3 separate regions of the Mus musculus genome follow, and all the other regions are linked to region 1. A link is a loop called in an ENCODE intact Hi-C map of the cell type or tissue named here. Cell type or tissue: heart. All regions are shown on one strand. Links, peaks and the distances in the headings refer to the core of each region. The heading gives the core; the rest is flanking DNA.

Region 1 (7,356 bases), core at 1,171-6,170:
TTTATAAGCCCCAAAAAGGGGTGCTTTCAGTATAGTCTAGGTCTGTTGGGGACAGTGTCACTCCCCTCCTGTGGGCACTGTGGCACACTTGGGACAGAGGGCGAACCCTGAGGACCCCTGTGGCTTATAGGACGGCCTCTGTGCTTAGAACCCCATCTAATCTGACAGACCCACTAAACTAGATGGAATGGCTAAGTCTCATTTCTAGACCTGGGCACCTGTTAGGCACCTCCCTGACAGTATGACCCATCTGTGCACCTCAGACTCTGGGTCAGAGTATGTCCTGCAGGTCACACTGCCATCTGCTACCAAGCATGTGGCTTTGCAGGTCTCTGCCCTCAGTGCTGGGACCAGCTCATGCTCTGTAGACTGCTGAGCCATGTCCCTGGCTCACGCCACCCAGTGCCAGTGTCTACCCCACCACAGTACACAGAACACCCTAGATATTGTGATGTTCGCCCTGCAGAACAATCCCTGGGGTGAGCTGCCCCCTCCACTTCTGCTTCTCATACTGGTGGGAAGTAAATGGCCCGGTGTCTGCTTCCCTGGAGCCAAGGTTGAGCCATGTCATTTGTCCCCACCCAACAGTGACAGGAGAGTCACCACCGAGCCTCTCTAAGGAACTGAGCAGCACACTGGCAGGAGTCAGTGATGTCAGCTTTGATTCAGACCATCAGTTTCCACTGGACGAGCTGAAGATTGACCCTCTGACCCTGGACGGACTCCATATGTTGAATGACCCAGACATGGTTTTAGCCGACCCAGCCACCGAGGACACCTTCCGAATGGACCGCCTGTGAGTGGCTGTGCCCACCAGCCGCCGCTGGTCAGTCTCCAACGGCGCTGCCCCAAACCTGGGGACGGCAATGGCGTCCCCCTTTGCCAACGGCCAAGCTTGTGGTTCTGAGCTTGCAATGCTGCCCAGTGCCCCTGCCAGCCCCCCGCCACCCCGGTCGTTCACCTCCCATGATGCCTGGCGTGTGTGAGGCCGCTGTGTACTAGGCTGGCTATCTGTCTGTCCATCCATCTACCTGGGGTCAGGCTGATGGCCGAGGCTGTGAGTGCCTGGCCCCCATGGATGTTCCCCGTGCTCGCTCCCTCACCCCTCACTGGGGATGTGAGAGCCCTCATCAGATACCCAAAGTGTCACTCACTTCCAGATGTGCTGTGCAAGGAGGGCCGGGGCGTGGGTGTGGAGCGCCCAGAGGCTTAGGTGCGCCATCCATTCGACTGTTGTCAGCTGTCACTGCCTTCCTCCATCCTGCCCCCCTCCCCACCGCCATCCCCAGCCCTGGTCAGGTCATGCATGCCCACCGAGCCCAGGGCAAAGACAGCAGAGTGACGGGGCCGACCTGGACCAGAATAAACACTGTTTGGATGGCTGCCTTTTATATTCCTGAGCGCTCTTGCAGCGTGACAATCGACCTATGGCCGAATGTGGTATGGACAGAGCCACTGAAGCAGCCAGTGCCCCTCCTTGGCTCATTCTCACCATCCTTGCCCCCTGTTGGACAAAGGTCAGTATGGTGGCACTGGGATGGAGGGTCACGGGCCACCTGCACATTCTCCTCACTCTTCCAGCCTCGTGACCTGTCCCTCCTGCTGTTTAGGATCTGGGGCTCGGGAGGCAGCAGCCCTGGTGGTTCTGCTTTTCCTTCCGTTTCTGTTGGCATTTGGTAGCTGACCCCCCCCCCCCAGACTTGCCTGGCAGCATGTGTTAACTATCCCCCAGTCCCTCCTTTACCTTTTTAAAAGTTAACTGGAATACTAGCCTGGAGCACTTGCAAGCTGGGGCACCTGGGCTGCTCACCCTGGACCTGGGCGTACTGGCATTTAGTCTCAACTCCAGAGAGCTGGGTGGGCAAGGATGGGGCTGGATGCAGGGTCCTGGTGGCTGGGCGTGTCTGTAGAACCGCAGAACATATCCTGGGAACAGCCTTTACTTTCACTGGAGCCTCCTGAGAACCCTCTCTCTCTGAGGATCTTTAAGGCGTCTGCCAGGCCTTAGCAGTGGCTAAGTGGGGGCTGTGGACCGGGGTCACCTTTGGCCTGGAAGTTCTGATCCCCACCACCCTAGGTCATAGCTTGACATGCCCTCTGCCTCTGCTCCGTAGGCCCGGGCCGCGGCTTCACTGTTTCTCTGTGCCGTTGCCCACTGCCCATGCTGGGGGTTTGGGGAGCACACAAGCTGTGTGTGTCTCTCCCCAAGCACCTAGGCAGCCGCCTGCATGAGAAAGCTGCCACCCTTTCATTGCTATTCCCCTTCCCCTGGGTCTGAAGACACAGCATTGCTTTGTCCAAGTCACCTGTCCAGGTCTCAGGCCTTTCTGTCACCACGGTGCGGACTTGAAGGGAATAGTGGGAACTTTATCATCACCATCACCATCATCATCAAACGTATGTGGTGGCACGCGTCTGTCACCCCAGCACTGGCGAGCTGGAAAGCACACAGAAGTGGGGTGGGACTCTCTTCCAGCTGTAGAAGTCTGAGCAAACGGCCTCAACAGGGCCGAGAGGCTGACAGGGTACCTGGAGTCCAGTTACTCACTGGCTGTCTGAGTTCTCAGTGAGCCAGGGCAGGACAGATACAGCCCATGGCCCTCCTAAGCTGGTGGCCTGGCTTTCAGTGCCCTGAAGCCAAGAGTGCATGTAGCTGTATTAATGTGACCAGTTCATTGCCAAGTCCTATGATGAGGTGACACGTCCCTGCCTCAGCGCCCCAGGCAGCTGTGAGCATCTCATGAGCTCTCTGGCCCAGCCAGGAGCCAGCACTCGGGTGCATGCATGTTCCCAAAGGGGTCACCCTCCCCTCCCCTGGGCCTAGCTGCTGTCAGGGGGACTCCTGGGAGGTGTCTTTGTTTTCTAGATATAGGTCACCTGTCCGATAATACCCCTGTATTGCCAAGACATCCCAAGATGATAGCTCAAGGCCGTGGGGGCCTCAGCTGGTGACATGCAGATACTGTGACCCATTGAACTGTGCTGGGAGCAGCCACCTTGCAATGTGTACATAGACCCTCTGCCCACATTCATGCTCTCTCAGGACAGGCTTAGACACCTGGCCCTTGAGAGGTCAGATGCGTGAGCCAGGCCTGGTTTTTTCCCCTCCACCTTACCCATGTGTCACCAGCTTCAGCCAAGCCCCTCCTCAGCCATGTGGCTGTCCAGCCCACTTCCCTGACTCAGAAACAGGACTGGGGCATCTTGATAACTCTATGCCCAGCTGCCTCAGTTAACCTTGGCAATCTACCCAAAGCCCCACAGAACAACAATGCAGCTGGACCCAGCCCCTTTCTATATCCTAAGAAATGGCTTGTCCCCTTGACCCAAGGCCCTGTCATATCCCCTTCCTGCAACACTATCCAGTGTGGCTCTGGGAAGTCCACTGGTACTTAGCCTAGCCTTCAACTCTTTGGAAGACTCTTACACAGGGGGGCCCCCTAGTGAAACCCATGTGCTACTGCACAGCACCCAAGGATGGCTGACAGCTATCACACTGGGCTTGATGTCAAGAGTCCTGGCACTCCGGTCAGGACAAGAACGGGCAAAAGGCATGGGGACAGCAAACCTGCACCAGTGTCAGCTGCCGTTCTTCTCACAGTGGGCCTGGGGTTTTTTATTTTGCAGAGATTTAGCACAGGTTGAGAGGGCTGCTGGTATCAGGGTCTTGATGCAGCTGTGTGCACAGGCATGGGGTTGTAGAGTTGTGCCCTAGGTCTGGCTGCTGTCCCTCAGAGCTGTCCAGGTGAGGACACCGTGGCGCAGTCTACCCCATGTGGTCTGCCTCTGGTGTGGTGGTACCTGGTCCTTTTTATACCCCTTCCACCTTGGCTCCCAGGGGGCCTCTTCCTTCAGGGATCTGGTGGGTGATTTGGCGACCCTGATCATTTCTGTCTCAGGCATGGCCCTCAGTGTGGCACAAATGCCTGCCACCCATTGGTCATAGCCACATCTCCCTGTCAGGGCAGAAGATGGAGGGACTTGTATCCTCTCGAGCCTGGGTGCTGGGGTACTCCCAAGGCCATGGGGTGCCCTGAACCTCAGTTTTCCTCTTTCTCAACCCTGCTGGGCTCAGGGGCCCAACCTCCTGGTCAGGGTAGGGATAGCAGCAGAACCCCCACAATGGGACCAGCAGTCCCTTCTGCACTCAGCCTTTCCTTGGGGCTAGGGATCCATCACATGGGGTAAGGCCTAGCCTAATCCAACCCAGCACTTCTGGTCACAGGGGGACATGAGGACAGGGCTGTGGCCATAACTCCAGAGGCCAGGCTCCTGTTTCTCAGGCCCCATCTCACCCCTTAGTTGGAAAAAGGACGCCATGGGCTGGGGTGCCCCTTTGATATATGCAAATGGCTGGTTCCACATTCCCCTCCCCGTGCCCAGGCTGGCTCTGCCCCCGGCATGCGCACTCCGCTGCGGATGTCTGTGGATCGTGCGCATGGGCACCGCAGTTGGGGGTCAGGTTGCTCAGGGCACGCACGGCCGCCCGCCCCACCTTCTGGCGCAGACGCTTCTTTGTATTTTTGCGCCCTTTGTAATGAAATGTAATAAAAACCCAATGTTTTCGTCTGGGCCTCTTCCTCTTTTTCCAATCTCCCTCCAGGTTACCTCATCTTCCTGTGGCTGAGCCCCACATAGGTGTGAGCCCCTTGAACACCTTCCACTGAGCCATTCAGTGACTGGGGTTCCTCAAACTTGGAGGCAGCCATCTGCTCTTACCTTAGAATATTCCAGGGCTGTCACCACCTGTAGTGAATTGCATGCCCCTGACAGTCTCAGTGACTAGAGTACAGACCCTAGGGCCTCCTGGAGGCCCCTCCACAAAGTGCCCCTTTAGCAGCGACCAAAGCCAGCCAGTCCCCCACATACGTACTTTATTTGCCTCTCCTCCCCAGGCCAGACACCCCTTCAGAGGGATGCCAGACCCCCCCACACACACACCCGTAGCTTGTGCCACCACAGTCCATCAGGCAGCGGGACCCCACTGGTCCCTAGACTCTCTGCAGCCGGTGACTCTCGTAGTCCTCAGGGATTGTATCTGCAGATTGGAAGGCAACAGGTGAGAGAGGTTTCTGGAGCCTTTTGGGTCCAGCCTGCTGGCCCCTCGCTCACCATTGCAACGGTAGCGCAGGTTAGCCCAGATGATGTTCTCTTGGGAGAAGCAGAAGACACCCAGGCGGCCACCACGCATGGCCGTGTCCAACACCACATTGCTGTCAGCTACTAGCTCAGGACCCTCATAGAACCGCACCCTGTGATAAAGGACTATTGAGGTTGGGTTCCCTGCTTGCCACCCCCTTCATCTTTAGTTCCCACTCAAAATAAGGGCTGGTGTTGGGGCCCCTGCCTCAGTTTCCCTCTGTGAGAATGTATGTCAGGTGCCCTGTACATAGGAGGTATTGGGGTTCTGGCATCTCCCCGTAAGACCATGATGTACTGTAAACGGAGCCCGTTTCTCCTGGAGCAGCAGCAAAGCACAGCTCAGCAGCAGCAGGGCCGTGCCCACCTGATGTAGCCAACTTGAGGCCGGTGCTGCAGGAACCAGCGGTAGGATGTTTTATCCTTCCAGCCCACGTTTCGAGGATCCTTCCACAGCAGCCGCACCTGGGATGCTGTGTCCCCCGTGTGCCACAGTGCGTTTCGGAGCTGTTCCCCGGGACCTGTAGAGGACTTGACAGCCTGCCACAGGCAGGAGAGGAAACAGATCAGAGCCCTGTCTGGTAGATCAGGTGGGAGTTATGAGTGGTTGGAGTATAGGGAAGGTCCTTGCTTCAAGAGGGCAAGTGAGAGCTCTTGGCTGGACCACTGTGGGTAGTGGAGCCAGGAGTCTGTGTGAATTCTGGAAATACAAATACAGGGATACCTTAGGGGATCTAGAGGGCCTGGCTCCTTATTAGGAGGCAGCAGCCTGCTGGGATAAACTGGGGTCTACAGACCTGGGGACCTGTTGTGAGGTGTTTATAGGAGGATCTGGGGTGTCCAGGGAAATCTAGGGCTCTGTGACAGGCTTGGGAGCCCAAAGGGACATGTGATGATCCCAAGGAGTAGTTCCCCCCCCCTTTTTTTTTCTTTTCTTTTCTTTTCTTTTTTCTTTTCTTTTTTTTTTTTTTTTTTTTGAGACAGGGTCTATCTTCAATTTTTTTCTCTCTGAGTATGCACGTTTCTGAACCTGTGTGGGTGCATGCACATGTGCACGAAGGGCAGAAGCTGTCGGAGTCATCCTTAAGTAGCTTTTCTATCCTGTTCCATAAGGCCTGGGGTTTCCCAGTGTGGCTAGTATATCTAGGGATCCTGTTTCTACCTTTCAAGGCTGGAATTACAGGTGGATCACCATCCATACCCAGCATTTAGGTGGGTTCAGGGGGGTCCAAACTCCAGTTCCCTTGAGTGTGCCCCAAGCACTGTAACAAGGCAGTGTCTTCTCTGACCCTCCAGAGAAGGTATTTATGGGTCTGAGAGGATTTAACCCCGTGGCAATGGTGGTGGGAGGGTGGGGGCTGGGCACGAGAATGAGGAGTGGTGACAACTTTGAGGGGCATGGGACAATGCTGGAGGGCTACGAAGGCATTGGCGGTGAAGGCTGAGGAGTATATAATGTGTGTGGGCACAGCCCAGCCAGCACCTTGAGCTGAATCCCTGGCTCAGCCACAGCCCGGAAGGGATTGGCCTGCCAGTACGTCTGCTCCATCTGTTTCCACATGACTACGTAGAAACTGGAGCTGTCTTGGTAGCCGAAGATGAAACCAGCATAGTCATCATCAGTGGCGGTGTTTACATGGAATGTGCCCTCGAAGTCCACGCCGTTGAAGGCTGTGTAACCTGTAGGAGGGGAGAGGAAGGGGGTCTCCAGAAGCATGCTTGCTCTGGACACCTCAGAGTCAGGCCCTGACCCTCCAAACAAGACCTGCTTCTCCAAACAAGGCCACACCCCAACATAGCATTGGCCACATCCTCAGACACTTCCAATCCCTAGCTCTCAGGGGTCACACGTCCCACAGCAATGCCCCAAAGGCCCCACCCAGCCCTTCCTAGATCCTGACCAACCAGCCCCGTCTCTCCATGGCCTATGACCCACCCACCTATGACCACTCAATACAAACTGCCATTTGTCCTAACCCCCTTAGCCCTACTCTTCCCATGATTAGAGTGGCCAAGCCCTCCGTGATCACGCCCCATAGCCCTGCCCCGCCTCACCCACAGCCAGGCCAGGGTCACTGTTCATGGTCTGAACGATCTCCATTCCCTGGTGAGGTCAGAAGAACAAGGGGCTCAGGCCAGCGCCGAGTGGTGGAGGTCTTGCTGAGGCGGCACCTGGGCCCCCCCTAGACCGCTACCCCAGCCCTAGCCACACCTGAT
Region 2 (5,000 bases), core at 1-5,000, 200 kb before region 1:
GCTGTAACACTGAAGCTGCCTTGGAGAGCCCAAGATTTTCGAGATGTCAGAGCCGTGGGCTATCTGCTGAGGAAAACTGCTAACAGGGAGTGGGACCAGCCCAGGAGAAGGAAGTTTGTTGCAGTCAACAAAGATGAAAAGGAGTTGGAGATCTGAAGACTGCTTTGACATCAGACATGGAGATGCAGAGTTTGGAGTTTGTCCATCTGGTTTCCTGTCTTAATTCAGGGATTACAGTTATGTGATTGGATGGAGCTCAGAAGAGACTTTGAACTTTTCTTGTTAAAAAGATTTATTTATTTTACATATGTGAGTACACTGTCACTGTCTTCAGACACATCAGAAGAGGGCATCAGATCCCATTATAGATGGTTGTGAGCCATCATGTTGCTGGGAATTGAACTCAGGACCCTGGAAGAGCAGTCAGTGCTCTTAACCACTGAGCCACCTCTCCAGCTTGACTTTTAACATTGTTGAGACTGCTATAGACTATGGGGACTTTTGAAGTTGGACTAAATGTACTTTTTTATTGTGCTATGTTTAGGAATGGCCCCCATAGACTCATGTATTTAAACATGCCTATGGGGGCCTGGGAGTGGAATGTGATGGTTCTTATATGCTTGGCCCTGGTGAGTGGGCTTAAGACTCTCATCCTAGCTACCAGGAAGTCAGTATTCTGCTAGCAGCCTTCAGATGAAGATGTAGAACTCTCAGTTTCTTCTGCACTATGCCTGCCTAGATGCTGCCATGTTCCTGCATTGAATATAATAGACTGAACCTCTGAACCTGTAAGCCAGCCTCAATTAAATACTGTCCTTTTTAAGAGTTGCCTTGGTCATGGCATCTGTTCACAGCAGTAACATCCTAACTAAGATAGGTGTCAAGAGATTAGGACTAAAGGGCATAGCAAGCACAGGGTTGCGACACCAGATCCATGCTCTCACTATACTATGGACAGAGGATTGTTCTCAAGGCCTTCTGATCACAGGGTACCTCACGCGTCCTGCTGTGTGAGGAGCCACAGAGATAGATGTCTCATTTCTCAGTGTCCTCCGGTCCCAGAAACCTTTGCTCCCTGGGCTCAGTGTACCTACCTGTGCCTTGGCCTGGATATATCCCTGCATACAGCTGTTCTCTTTACTCTCCCTCTGCCTCTCTGGCTCAGGGCATCTCAGTACTCCCTGAAAGCGCTGCATTCCATGTTACCTATCTGAGTGTTTCAGCTCCTAGCCCCAAGCACTGAGTAGTAGGCTGGTGGCCTGCCATGGTGGCCCCAAGTCCTGACCCCAGTAGTGGTCTCACATCCCACATATTAGAGGAAACAACCAAGTGGCACTCACCTGGGGCATCTGGCGGTAGTGCAGGGGCAGTAGGTGCATCAGGCTGTGGGGCGGGGGGCCTTTCTTCAGGGGGCCGCTCCTTGTCTTTGTGCTTCTTGGACTTCTTCTTGGGTCGGCTGTGGGTGTGTGAGGAGCTAGTAGGTTGCTCAGCCTGAGGAAAGTCCGTCAGCAGGGGAAGACCAAGATGGGGTGCTGGAGCTGGGGTGGCTTCCTGGTGCTTGTAGTCCTGGGTACTGTGACCTAGGTCATTACTGACATCAGCTAGGGGGTCGTGGGTCCTTGGGGGCTCCAGCCGTGGGGGCAGATGGCTAGAGCTGAGGGTGTCTGATGGGGTGGGTCCTGGAGCAGGCAGCAGTGTCTCATGGCCATTGGGGGCACCCAGTTTGCCATTGAGGGTGGGTTGTGCTCGCTGTGTGAAATGTGAGATCCGGGGCTTCTTGCTGGCCAGGGGGTCAATGAAGTCTGTAGGCCGTTTCTGAAAAGCCATGGGGACTAGGCTGAGCAGAGAAGTATGTGGGAACTAGTAGCCACCTGCAGGGCCTGCTGTGGCCACACAGGGGCGCCGGCACACAGCTGGCCACACATACAAGAGAAGCAGCACCCAGACAGAGAAGAAAAGAAGGCCCTGACTGGGCAGTGAAGGTGCCTGAGGCACACGCCTCAGAAAGACACTCCCAGCCCCAAAGACAGCAAGTCCCCCCAAAGAGCGTGGCTCAGGCAGTGGACACTGGTTACAAAGGGCTGTGGTGTACCAGTGAGGACCCCACACTCAACCACCCCCCCAGGCAAGTACCTGAGAGGGTGAGGCAGAGCGTCCATGCTCTCGGGGCGGGCTGGAGTCTGTAGTGGCATTCTGTGGCTGACACAGCTTCCTGCAGAGGAGTGGTAGAGGCACTATGGTGGCACTGCCACTGTGCCCCGGGACTATGTCTGCACAGAGAGGGCCAGGTTCTCAGAACCCAAGCTGTGTTGTACACAGGGCAGCTGCTAAGCAGAGCCCATGTGGTGCTCAGAGAGGACTCCCACTCTGCCATGCTGAGGCGCAGGCAGCTAGTGCCTGGGCTTGCCAATGAGAGGGAGAATTGCAGGTCAAATATGAACACATACCTTGCCTACAGCACATCAGGACTCCACCAGCACAAGGCCATTCTGTGTGTCAGTGGTGACCTTGTGTGTGGTCCCTTCCTCCCACCCTGATCTGGCCCCGAGTACCCAATGGCTCATCACTCATAACGGGTCACGGCATCAGTGGTGGTAACTAGCCCAGGCATGCTGGCCCTGTACACCCGTGCTTGTGGAGCAGTGACAGGCCTTATGTGGACACCTCCAGCACTTGGGTATAGGTGACCCTGACAATGGGCACACACTTGTCAGCCCAGCACTACTGGAAGGTGGAGACAGAAGATGGGCAGGAGTTAAGGCCTGTACTGTCTCTGTAAGACAAGACACTGACCCAAAAAAAAAAAAAGAAGCCAGGCATGGTGACACACACCTTTAATCCTAGTACTCAGGAGGCAGAGGCAGGCTGATCTCTGAGTTAGAGGCTAGCCTGGTTAACAAAATGAGTTCTAGGACAGCCAGGGCTACACAGAGAAACCCTATCAGGGACTGTCAGGGAAAAAGAAAGAGAAAAGCAAGTAAGCTGGCTGTAGTGCCCAGGAGCCTGTGCCAGGCAGCGAGCGCCTAGGCTCTTGCCATCATGTGCCCTCTCCACCTCCAAGCACGTGGAACCCCCAGGCTCTGGCCTAGGCACAGGTTGGAGATGAGCCCAGAACTCGGTGGTGCCAACTGAACTTGAGGAATCACTAGCAATCTCGGCGAGCAGCTCTGCTCACAGCACCAGCACCCAGGGGGAGTGGGCAATTACTGTGCTGCTCCCTTGGAGTCTACCTCACACTCTGTGGACACCAGAGGCTCGTGGGAAGCCATGGGGACATGGACAGGACACCCTGGCACAGAGGAGATGCACAGTTGGCTGGGGACAGCCATAACTGTGAGCCGTCTGGCAGGCTGAGGCCAGTGCGTGCCTTACCGCATGAGCATGCGCTTCAGCAGCTGCCGGTCCCCCTCAGAGTAGCCGGGCCAGTCCTTCTGCAGGCTTTTGTACATGCAGTCCTGCAGCGTGCACGTGCCATCCTTGGGGTTCACACTGGCCACCTGCAACACATCCAGTTCTCAATGACTGTCACTGCTTGCCAAGGCAGCAGGGGTGGGAGTGGGGGTGTGAGTGCTTGGGGAGCACAGGGTGGTGGCAGCTCTGGAGCCATGTCACACCACCTCGGGTCCCCTGCGCATGAGCTGCTGCAGGCCCAGACAATCTTGATGAGGCACAGTATGTCATCAATATGCCCACAGCCCCCACAAGCCCCACCCTTCAGATGGTGGCCACTAGCCAATCCTCTCTCCCTGCCACAACTACTTCATCTCAGGCTTTCTCTCAGGCTCAAAGAATCTGATGAGAGGCCTTGAAGGGACCAAGGCTGTGTCTGTGCTGGCCTTGCTAGGTGCCAAGTGCAATATATGCACATATCAGCCACTCAACCATGCCGAGTCCACAACCTGTATCAGCCACTCAACCATGCCGAGTCCACAACCTGTATCAGCCACTCAACCATGCCGAGTCCACAACCTCAGTAAGGACTGAGAGGAGCCGGGCAGTGGTGGCGCACACCTTTAATCCCAGCACTTGGGAGGCAGAGATAGGTGGATTTCTGAGTTCGAGGCCAGCCTGGTCTACACAGTGAGTTCCAGGACAGCCGGGGCTATACAGAGAAACCCTGTCTCGAAAAACAAACAAAACAAAAGATCTGAGAGGAATGAGTTATATATTTAATGGGCTTTGAAGACATGGTCTTGCCTTATAGCTCAGGCTGACCTTGGGCTCAGAATTTCTTGTCTGAGGATGCTGAGACCACAGGTATGCCAGCATGCCAAGCTGGCAGCAGAGTCTCTTCCTGATTGAGCACTAAGATTTAAATGGTGTGCTGCCATGCCTTTCACTCACAGCTACTCCAAGCAGGAGCACTCATTCCCATACGCAGGATCCTCCACGATGGTATGTGGTCCCACTGACCAGCACTACCTAAGGTATCCCATCCTAGGACAGGCTTTCAGCTCCCCTGATACATCCAATACCCTGGGCTACCCTGCCTACACTAAAGGCATAGTCTTGAAAGGCTATGGCTCCTCCCTACAGATGCTCAGGGACTCTGATGACCTGTGGAGACTGCAAAAGACCTGACCAGGTTGTGACCCCTGCCCAAGATAGGCCCATTTTCAAAATCTGTGGGGTACTGCTGCCCCTCACAAGATGCATCACACACTCAAGAGTACCAGGTTGCCAAGGTCAGACCTGGCATGGCTGATCAGAGGCCATGGGAGCTGCATAGAGCCTCAGATGCCTCTGGAGCCATTGCATACTGCATGCATGCACTCCATTGGCTGAGGCAGAGGCTGACCATGGTCTTTCCTGATTCCAGAGCTTTCTCTGAGACTTGATATTATGTTGTCACCAGAGCACAGGGGCCAGGCCACCCCAATCCACCTTTATACTGTCCCCAAAGCCTGGCTGGCGCTGACATTTTATTTATTTTTGAGACAGGCTTTCCCTGAGTAGCTCTAGCTGTTCTGAAACTCACTAGGTAGACAGGCTGGCCTTGA
Region 3 (7,356 bases), core at 1,377-6,376, 56 kb before region 1:
AGACTCCAGAACACCACCAGAAGTTTTTAGTGCATTTCTTTCTATGAATTCACAACAAACAATGACTGGTACGGAATGGCAAGGCATACCAATACCATACAGCATCATCCACCATCTGTTGGGTTATATATTTCCTTTTTAGCATCATGTTTCCTTTCTTTCTTTTTTTTTTTGTTTTTGTTTTTGTTTTTGTTTTTTGGAGACAGGGTTTCTCTTTATAGCTCTGGCTGTCCTGGAGCTCACTTTGTAGACCAGGCTGGCCTCGAACTCAGAAATCTGCCTGCCTCTGCCTCCCAAGTGCTGGGATTAAAGGCGTGCGCCACCACGCCCGGCTCATGTTTCCTTTCTTATGTTTGCTATAGGAAAACATCCTTTCTCCTGTGTCTGCTTCAGGAAAGCATTCTTTCATGTGTCTGCCCCAGCAAAACATCCTTTCACCTGTGTGTCCCAGCAAACCATCATTTGACATAACTGACTTTCCAAAGAAACCAGAAGTTTGCACTGCACACACCCATTCACACCCACACATGAACACATGCACATGTACATCACACATGCAACTAAAGTTAACTAAACTTATTTGTTTCTGTACGCCTTTGTGAGTACAGTGAACAAGGAGGCCAGAAGAGGGTGTTGGGGCTGGAGAAGAAGAAGAGGAAGAAGAATAGGGAGAAGAAGAGGGTGTTGGATCCTCTGTAACTAGAGCTGCAGCTGCAAATGGTTATGAGCTGCTGTGTGGAAGATGAGATTCAAACCCAATTACCAACTGCCTTAGTCACTGTTCTATTGCTGTGAAGAGGCAACTCTTACAAAGAAAACATTTAATTAGGGCTGGCTTACAGTTTCAAAGGTTTAGTCCATGATCGTCATGGTGGGAGCATGACAGCATGCAGGCAGACATGGTGCTGGAGAAGGAGCTGGGAGTTCTACATTGATCCATAGACAGCAGGAAGAAAGACACTGGGCCTGGCTTGAGTGTTTGAAACCCCAAAGCCACCCTTAGTGATACTCTAACAAGGCCACATCTCCCAGTCCTGCCTAAGTAGTGCCACTACCTGTTAATATGTGCCTACAGGAGCCATTTGGTTGTTTTTTTTTTTTAAAGATTTATTTTATTTATTATATGTAAGTACACTGTAGCTGTCTTCAGACACCAGAGACGGAATCAGGTCTTGTTACAGATGGTTGTGAGCCACCATGTGGTTGCTGCGATTTGAACTCAGGACCTCTGGAAGAGCAGTGAGTGCTCTTAACCACTGCTCCATCTTAACCATCTCTCCAGCCCCTACAGGAGCCATTTGTATTCAGACTACCACACTTCCTACTGAGCCATCTCTCCAGACCCTGCCTGGGAACGTTCAATCCTTCTGCCTCAGTTTCCCCAATGCTGGCATGACAAGTGTGAGGAAATAAGGGAGGGGGACACCTGGGTGTATGATTCTCTCCATATCTCCCTCATCCATCCTGGGAGGCAGTGACCAATGGATCCAGTCGTCGTCAGGCCATTGTTCCACCACTCTGGGGGATAGGACTGATAAGTTACAGCCAAGGCTGTGGGGTGAATGGAGTGAGGACACAGCCCCCAGGTGGTTACCTGCTGACCTCTACTCCCTCCCAGCCCATGTCTGCTCTGTTCTCCTGTGTCTGTGATGGGTTCCCTTCAGACCAGAGTAAATGGCAGAGACAGCTGGTGTTTATCAATGCACATTAATTTCACTAAAGCCTTCTAAAGCCATGGGAGACAGCCAGGATCACAGTCAGAGCCCAATTATAGCCAGGGGTCCCCCTTCCAGGCAGCTGTAGGCTTTGTCTGTGCCTTTGACCTCTCAGGACAATAGTGAGAACTAGCTGGTAGACAGAAGTGTGTCCCATCTCCCCTCTTCCTGGCAGAGATGGTGGTCTCAGGCATTGCCAGGTAGGAAAGATGGACCTAAGTAAATTTGGAAGGACACAATGGCCCCAGTAGCGGAAAGGCCTGTGTCTCCAGCTTCACACAGTTCAAAGTCTTACCACCTTGAGGCTCTGTTTTCCTCTGTGTGGTCTGGGTTTCATACAGTCTCCTTCAGCACAGCATGTGTGTGTGTGTGCATGTGTGCCACAGACATGTGTGCCTTTTTCTGATCCCTTCTACTTCTTCATGTGAAGCAGAGCATCCCACTGAATGGAACGTGAGGCTCCCCTTTCAGTAGAGTGATTGGCCAGTCCCCTATCTGCAGCACTCAATGGCCACGCCAAACTTTAATGTGTGTGCCTGTACAGCAAATGCTAGCATAACGGAGCCTTCTCTCTAGCTCTATTTGTTTTTATTTATTTATTGCTTGCTTTTCTTTTCTTTTTTTTTTTTCTGAGGCAGGGTTTCTCTGTGTAGCCCTGACTGGGTAATCGCTTTGTAGACCAGGCTGGCCTTGAACTCAAAGAGAACTGCCTGCCTCTGCTGGGATTAAAGGCACGTGCCACTATGCCTGACCTTAGCTCTCTAATTTTTCTTTCTTTCTTTTTTTTCAAGACAGGGTTTCTCTGTAGTCCTGGCTGTCCTGGAACTCACTCTGTAGACTAGGCTGGCCTGGAACTCAGAAGTCTGCCTGCCTCTGCCTCCTGAATACTGGGATTAAAGGTGTGTGCCACCACTGCCTGGCAATATTTTTAAATTTAAAACATTTATCTATGTATCTCTGTGTGTGTGTGTGTGTGTGTGTGTGTGTGTGTGTGCACATGCTATGTGTATATTTAACTTCTTGCCAAGGCCAGAAGAGGGCGTTGGATTTCTAGAACCTTAGTTGCAAGGGCATATGAGCTATTCCATGGGATCACAAAGTCAGGTCTTTCTCGAGGACAGCAGGTGCCCTTAGTCTCTGAGCAATCTTTCCATCTTTCCAGAGAGCCCCCCCCCATTTGTCTTTTTTTCTCCGTGTCCTGTGTCACAGGCTGGTTTGAACTCACTCTACAGGTAAGGGTGGCTTGAATTCCCCATCCCCTTGGCTCCAGCTGGTCGTACCATCATGGCCAGTACTGTCTTTTTTCTTAGAAGGCGCAGCACATTTCTCCCATTTGAAACTTTATTATAAGTGTGGTGTGTGTGTGTGTGTGTGTGTGTGTGTGTGTGTGTGTGTGTGTGTGTATTGCTGGGGACCGAACCCCGGCTTCTGTGTGCCAAGTCAGGCTCTGCCCAGGAACTGTACTTTGGGACCCCTGCTCAATTCCTGGTAGGAAGTCTGCTCCCTTCCCCGGCTGTGTAGCCCAGGGCCCACTCTGTTCATGCCTGTGCCCTGGAATACAGCAGGCGCGCCAACAAGTCCTCAGCGAATGCTGGAGTCCAGTGAATGCAGGCATCAGTTCTGCCGTGTCCTCTGCCACTCAAGTCCCTCGCTGATGGGACAGGACCCGGACCGCTGTCCAGCGAACCACGCGCACTGCAGTGCGCCTGCGTAGGCACGCCCCTCCCAGGCTCCCGACGCGTTGCCCAGGCACGCGCAGGCGTGTTCACCCCAACGCCACACGCCTCTCCCGCGCGCCGGCGCCACGCTCTGGGCCGTGCTTGCGCCTGCGCGTTCTCTCCGGCCGTGGGCCCGGCCGGCGCCTGCGCGGTGGCTCCCGAGAGTGGGGGGGGCCAGGAGGTGGAGGAGGAGTAGGAGTAGGAGGAGGCGGCGAGAAGATGGCGACTTCGAACAATCCGCGGAAATTTAGCGAGAAGATCGCACTGCACAACCAGAAGCAGGCGGAGGAGACGGCGGCCTTCGAGGAGGTCATGAAGGACCTGAGCCTGACGCGGGCCGCGCGGGTGAGAGCGCGGGGGAGGGGAGGGGAGGAGGGAGGGGAGGAGGAAGAGACGCGGGGGCGGGGCTGCGGCCGCCGCAGGTGTCCCCACGCCGCCACAGCGCTGAGCGGCTGCTCGCGAGATTGCTCTTTGGACTTGACAGGTGGTCCCATCGCAGCTACCTGAGTGGACTGGTGTCATCTATTATTGTTGTCTGAGGGGACATGTGCCATCATCATAGCTATCAGAATGGACACGTGTCACCCCCCTGATTGCTACCTGATGGTACAGGGACTGCATCATTGCTACCTCGTAGGACCTACGACTCCATCATTGCTACCTGAGGGGGCAGGTGTCACCCTTCATTGCTACCTGGTGGGGCAGGTGTCACCCTTCATTGCTACCTGGTGGGATAGGTGCCACCATCTTTGCTACCTTCAGGGAGAGTTGTTCCCTTAGTGTTATCTGTGTGGATAAGTGGCCCCATTGTTGCTACCTTGAGGGGATAGTTGTCACCCTTTATGCTACTTGAGTGGACAGGTCTCCATTAATGCTACCTGAGTGGACGGTTGTCACCCTTCATTGTTACCTAAAGGAAAGGGGTCCTTTCATCGTTATTTGAGGGCACAGTTGTCACTCCATTGGCACCTGAGGAGGAGGTGATACTGTATCATTGTCACCTGTGCCTTCCTTGGTACTCCTACTTCTGCCGTGAAGGAGATGTTATCCCTCCTGGATAGCTGAGGATATCCCTCCTCCATGTTTGGAGTCAGCATAGAGGTGGCTGCTTGGTTCCCATGCATGACAGGGAACAGCTGCCAACAGACTGGGTGGCTGGGCCATTTGACAGGCATAGCTGGCCTTGCTAGGTTCTTGGCCAAGTGGAGTGGATGCGGAGCCTTATCCTTCCATGTCAAGTGTGTGTCATCAGACTTTCCTCAAGGGTGAAGGAGGTGATGCTGGTGTGTGGCATGTTCTGCACACCCTCAGACCTGGGTTCTGAGTCCCATGTGACCTGCCAGGGGTACTTACATGAGGCTTGGATTCATCAGTGGGCACCTTTGGGTCAGGTAATCTTATAGTCAGTTGCTTGTTTCTCCAAGATTGTGGCATCGTAGGCGAAAGTGAGTGATTGAATGTGGTGGTTTTCTCACTTTCAATCAGACTCTGTCCCCAAAGCCCTCGGGGCGGGGGAGGGGGGTGAAGGGGGGCATGTTCTCCCTCAGTGTATTGAGAAAGGCATTGAGAAAGGGCAATGAATGAACAAATAAACAGTGTATCATCTGCCGGGTGGAGATGGTGGTGCACAACTAATCCCAGCACTCGGGAGGCAGAGGCAGGATGATCTCTGAGTCCAAGGCCAGCCTGGTCTACAGAGTGAGTTCCAGGGCAGCAGGAGCTACACAGAGAAATCCTGTCTCCAAAAGCCAAACCAAAACAAACAAAAAGTGTTACCATCCCTGTGTTACTTACAGGGCAGTTGAGTTTGCTTCTTGTTTCTAGCACATAGTAGGTGTCTGCATACAGTTGGTGTCAAATGTTTGCAGTGTAACCAGAACAAAGAGTTTCATAGTTGACGTTTTGATGGACATCTGGTTTCTTCCTGGGATTGAGAGTGAATGATGTGGAGGAGGTGACTGAGGCAAGGCCTCGTGTAGCACAGATGAGCCTTGATCTCACTGAGGAGCTGAGGATGCCTTTGGATGCTCCTGCCTGCACTTCCTGAGCCCTTAGAGGTTCTGCAAGGATGGAACAGCCTGATTGGAATGTAGTTGAGAAGGAAGGTCTGTGTGTGTGACCAGTGGCGCTCACCAGCTTCTTTGAATCATATAACCTATACCACCCTCTTCCAGAACTGTTTCATTGCCCTAGAGGAGATTGGCCCCTCAGGCAGCCTAGCCACATCCCCTCCCTATGCTTACGGCTGTTCTGGGATCACAGCCCTCTCTGTCTTAGTGGAGTTGGTCTCCATGCTCAAACCATCCATGTAGCATTTGCCCATGCCCCATTTCTTATTAAGAACGAGGCAGGTTGGTGATAAAGGTAGATGATAAACGCTGGATAAAGGTGCTTTCTGCCAAACCCAAGGACCTGAGTTCAGTCTTTGGGACCCATTTGGTAGGAGAGAACTGACCCCTGAAACTTGTCCTCTGGTTTCTGTATGTACAGTGTCCCATGAATAGCTTGAGTTCAAAATATATATAATATGGTAGCACATGCTTGTCTCTCGGCAGTCTGAAGGTTGAGGCAGTAGGATCACTGTGAGTTTGAGGTCTTTAAAGCTAGCTTAGGCTGTAAAGCAAGGCAATTAAAAAAAAGTGGGGGCCTGCTACGGTCATGGTGTGGTAAGGTGAAGTGCATGTCAAAAAGCCCAAGGACCGAACGTTCACTTGAGCCAGGATGATCTCCAGGCCCTGTCCACCCCAGCCTTGCTAGCCACTCAGTGGGCTGGGAAGATGCTCAGTGGTAACTGCACTGGCTGAGGGCTCAAGTTCATTTCCTATCATCCACAGCAGACAGGTTACCACTGCCAGTGACTCCAGCTCCAAGGGCACCTGAACTCACATGCAGCTACACACACTAGCCATAATGTAAAAATTAAAATTGGCCAGGCATGATGGTAGTTGCATATCTTTGATCCTAGCACTCGGGAAGCAGAGGCAGGTGGGTCTGTGTGAGTTTGAGGCCAGCCTTGTCTACCCAGGGTGTTTCAGGATAGCCTGGGCTACATAGAGAAAGCCTATCTTGAAAAATAAGCAAGGTGAAGGCTCCTAAAGAACAGTGCCTGAGATCAGACTGTCTCTACACACATGCACACACATGGTTGAGCTTGGACTGTCTCTACACACATGTACACACACATGCACATTCATGGGCGCACACAAAAGTAAAAGCATAATAAAATTTACCTATTGAATGTTTCTTTTTTTCTTTAAGTGACTACATTTTGATTGATGCTGAGAATTATGCCTGTGCTATGGTAACTTTGTAGGAATGGTCACTTCCCACCATGTGGGTCCCAGAGGTCACAGGTGGGTCACCAGGCTTGGCAGCAAGCCCCTTCCTTCACCCTCTACCTGCTGAGTCATCTTGATGACCCCCTTAATGGTTATCGCACATCTTGGGTCCACCAGCTTGTGCCTGTCCCTCTGTCACTTCGTCCCCTTTGAGGTGTCAGATGGCCTGGTGGCGCCAGATCATTCTGTCTGCTGGACATGTGGGATCCTCTCCTCTCAGCCCCTTGGGGACAGTACCCTAAACACGGGTGTCTATGCCACATGGAATGACAGCAGGGCCATTGGAGACTGTACTGGGGCCATGTGGGGGTGCAGATGAGAGGGCTAGCCTGAGCAGTGGGCCGTCTGGAGTTTCTTCTTAGCAGAACTTTCTAGACATAGAAGGAAGGAGGGTGGGATGGCCTTGCTGGTGGGAGTAGCATATGTGTCACTTGTTGGCCATTGGCTTGAAACACTGGGTTCCTGATGTGGCTGATACTCAGTATCTTGGACTACAGGAGCTGGGCCATAGAGCATCCTTATTTATTAGGTGTGGTGGCACCTGTGTGTTGTCCCAGATGCTTGGGAGGTTGAAGCGTGAAGATC

What was found. A loop is a pair of places that touch in the nucleus more often than their neighbours do. Peaks named below come from ENCODE experiments on the same cell type or tissue, not always from the same donor. Only the 100,000 strongest peaks of a DNase experiment are listed, where the experiment ranks them.
Region 2: it touches region 1 in a loop (2.6-fold over the local background); 6 of 42 quality-filtered maps call a loop at or near these places.
Region 3: it touches region 1 in a loop (2.6-fold over the local background); 4 of 42 quality-filtered maps call a loop at or near these places.

Annotation. Positions count from the first base shown.
Region 1 is chr8:70,379,568-70,386,923 of GRCm38, reverse strand. It overlaps Comp (cartilage oligomeric matrix protein), which reads right to left. Exons shown (of 19, transcript NM_016685.2): 14 at 7,352-7,356; 15 at 7,195-7,243; 16 at 6,623-6,819; 17 at 5,507-5,679; 18 at 5,113-5,252; 19 at 4,858-5,038. The coding sequence ends at 4,992. Crtc1 (CREB regulated transcription coactivator 1) reads left to right here. Exons shown (of 14, transcript NM_001004062.2): 14 at 589-4,566. The coding sequence ends at 800. Among named protein-coding and RNA genes, the nearest start is that of Gm51533, 8.4 kb to the right of the region's middle. In heart, for the core only: no CTCF peak of the experiment used is centred there; DNase peaks (open chromatin) are centred at 3,463 and 3,739; H3K27me3 peaks cover 1,904 bases.
Region 2 is chr8:70,582,369-70,587,368 of GRCm38, reverse strand. It overlaps Ell (elongation factor RNA polymerase II), which reads right to left. Exons shown (of 12, transcript NM_007924.2): 6 at 3,373-3,497; 7 at 2,134-2,212; 8 at 1,341-1,815. Among named protein-coding and RNA genes, the nearest start is that of Isyna1, 9.6 kb to the left of the region's middle. In heart, for the core only: a CTCF peak has its summit at 1,892; DNase peaks (open chromatin) are centred at 1,878, 2,560, 3,118, 3,467 and 1 weaker place; H3K27ac peaks cover 716 bases.
Region 3 is chr8:70,435,855-70,443,210 of GRCm38, reverse strand. Crtc1 (CREB regulated transcription coactivator 1) reads left to right here and starts at 3,638. Exons shown (of 14, transcript NM_001004062.2): 1 at 3,638-3,778. The coding sequence starts at 3,653. In heart, for the core only: a CTCF peak has its summit at 3,872; a DNase peak (open chromatin) is centred at 3,550; H3K4me3 peaks cover 1,631 bases; H3K27ac peaks cover 2,233 bases.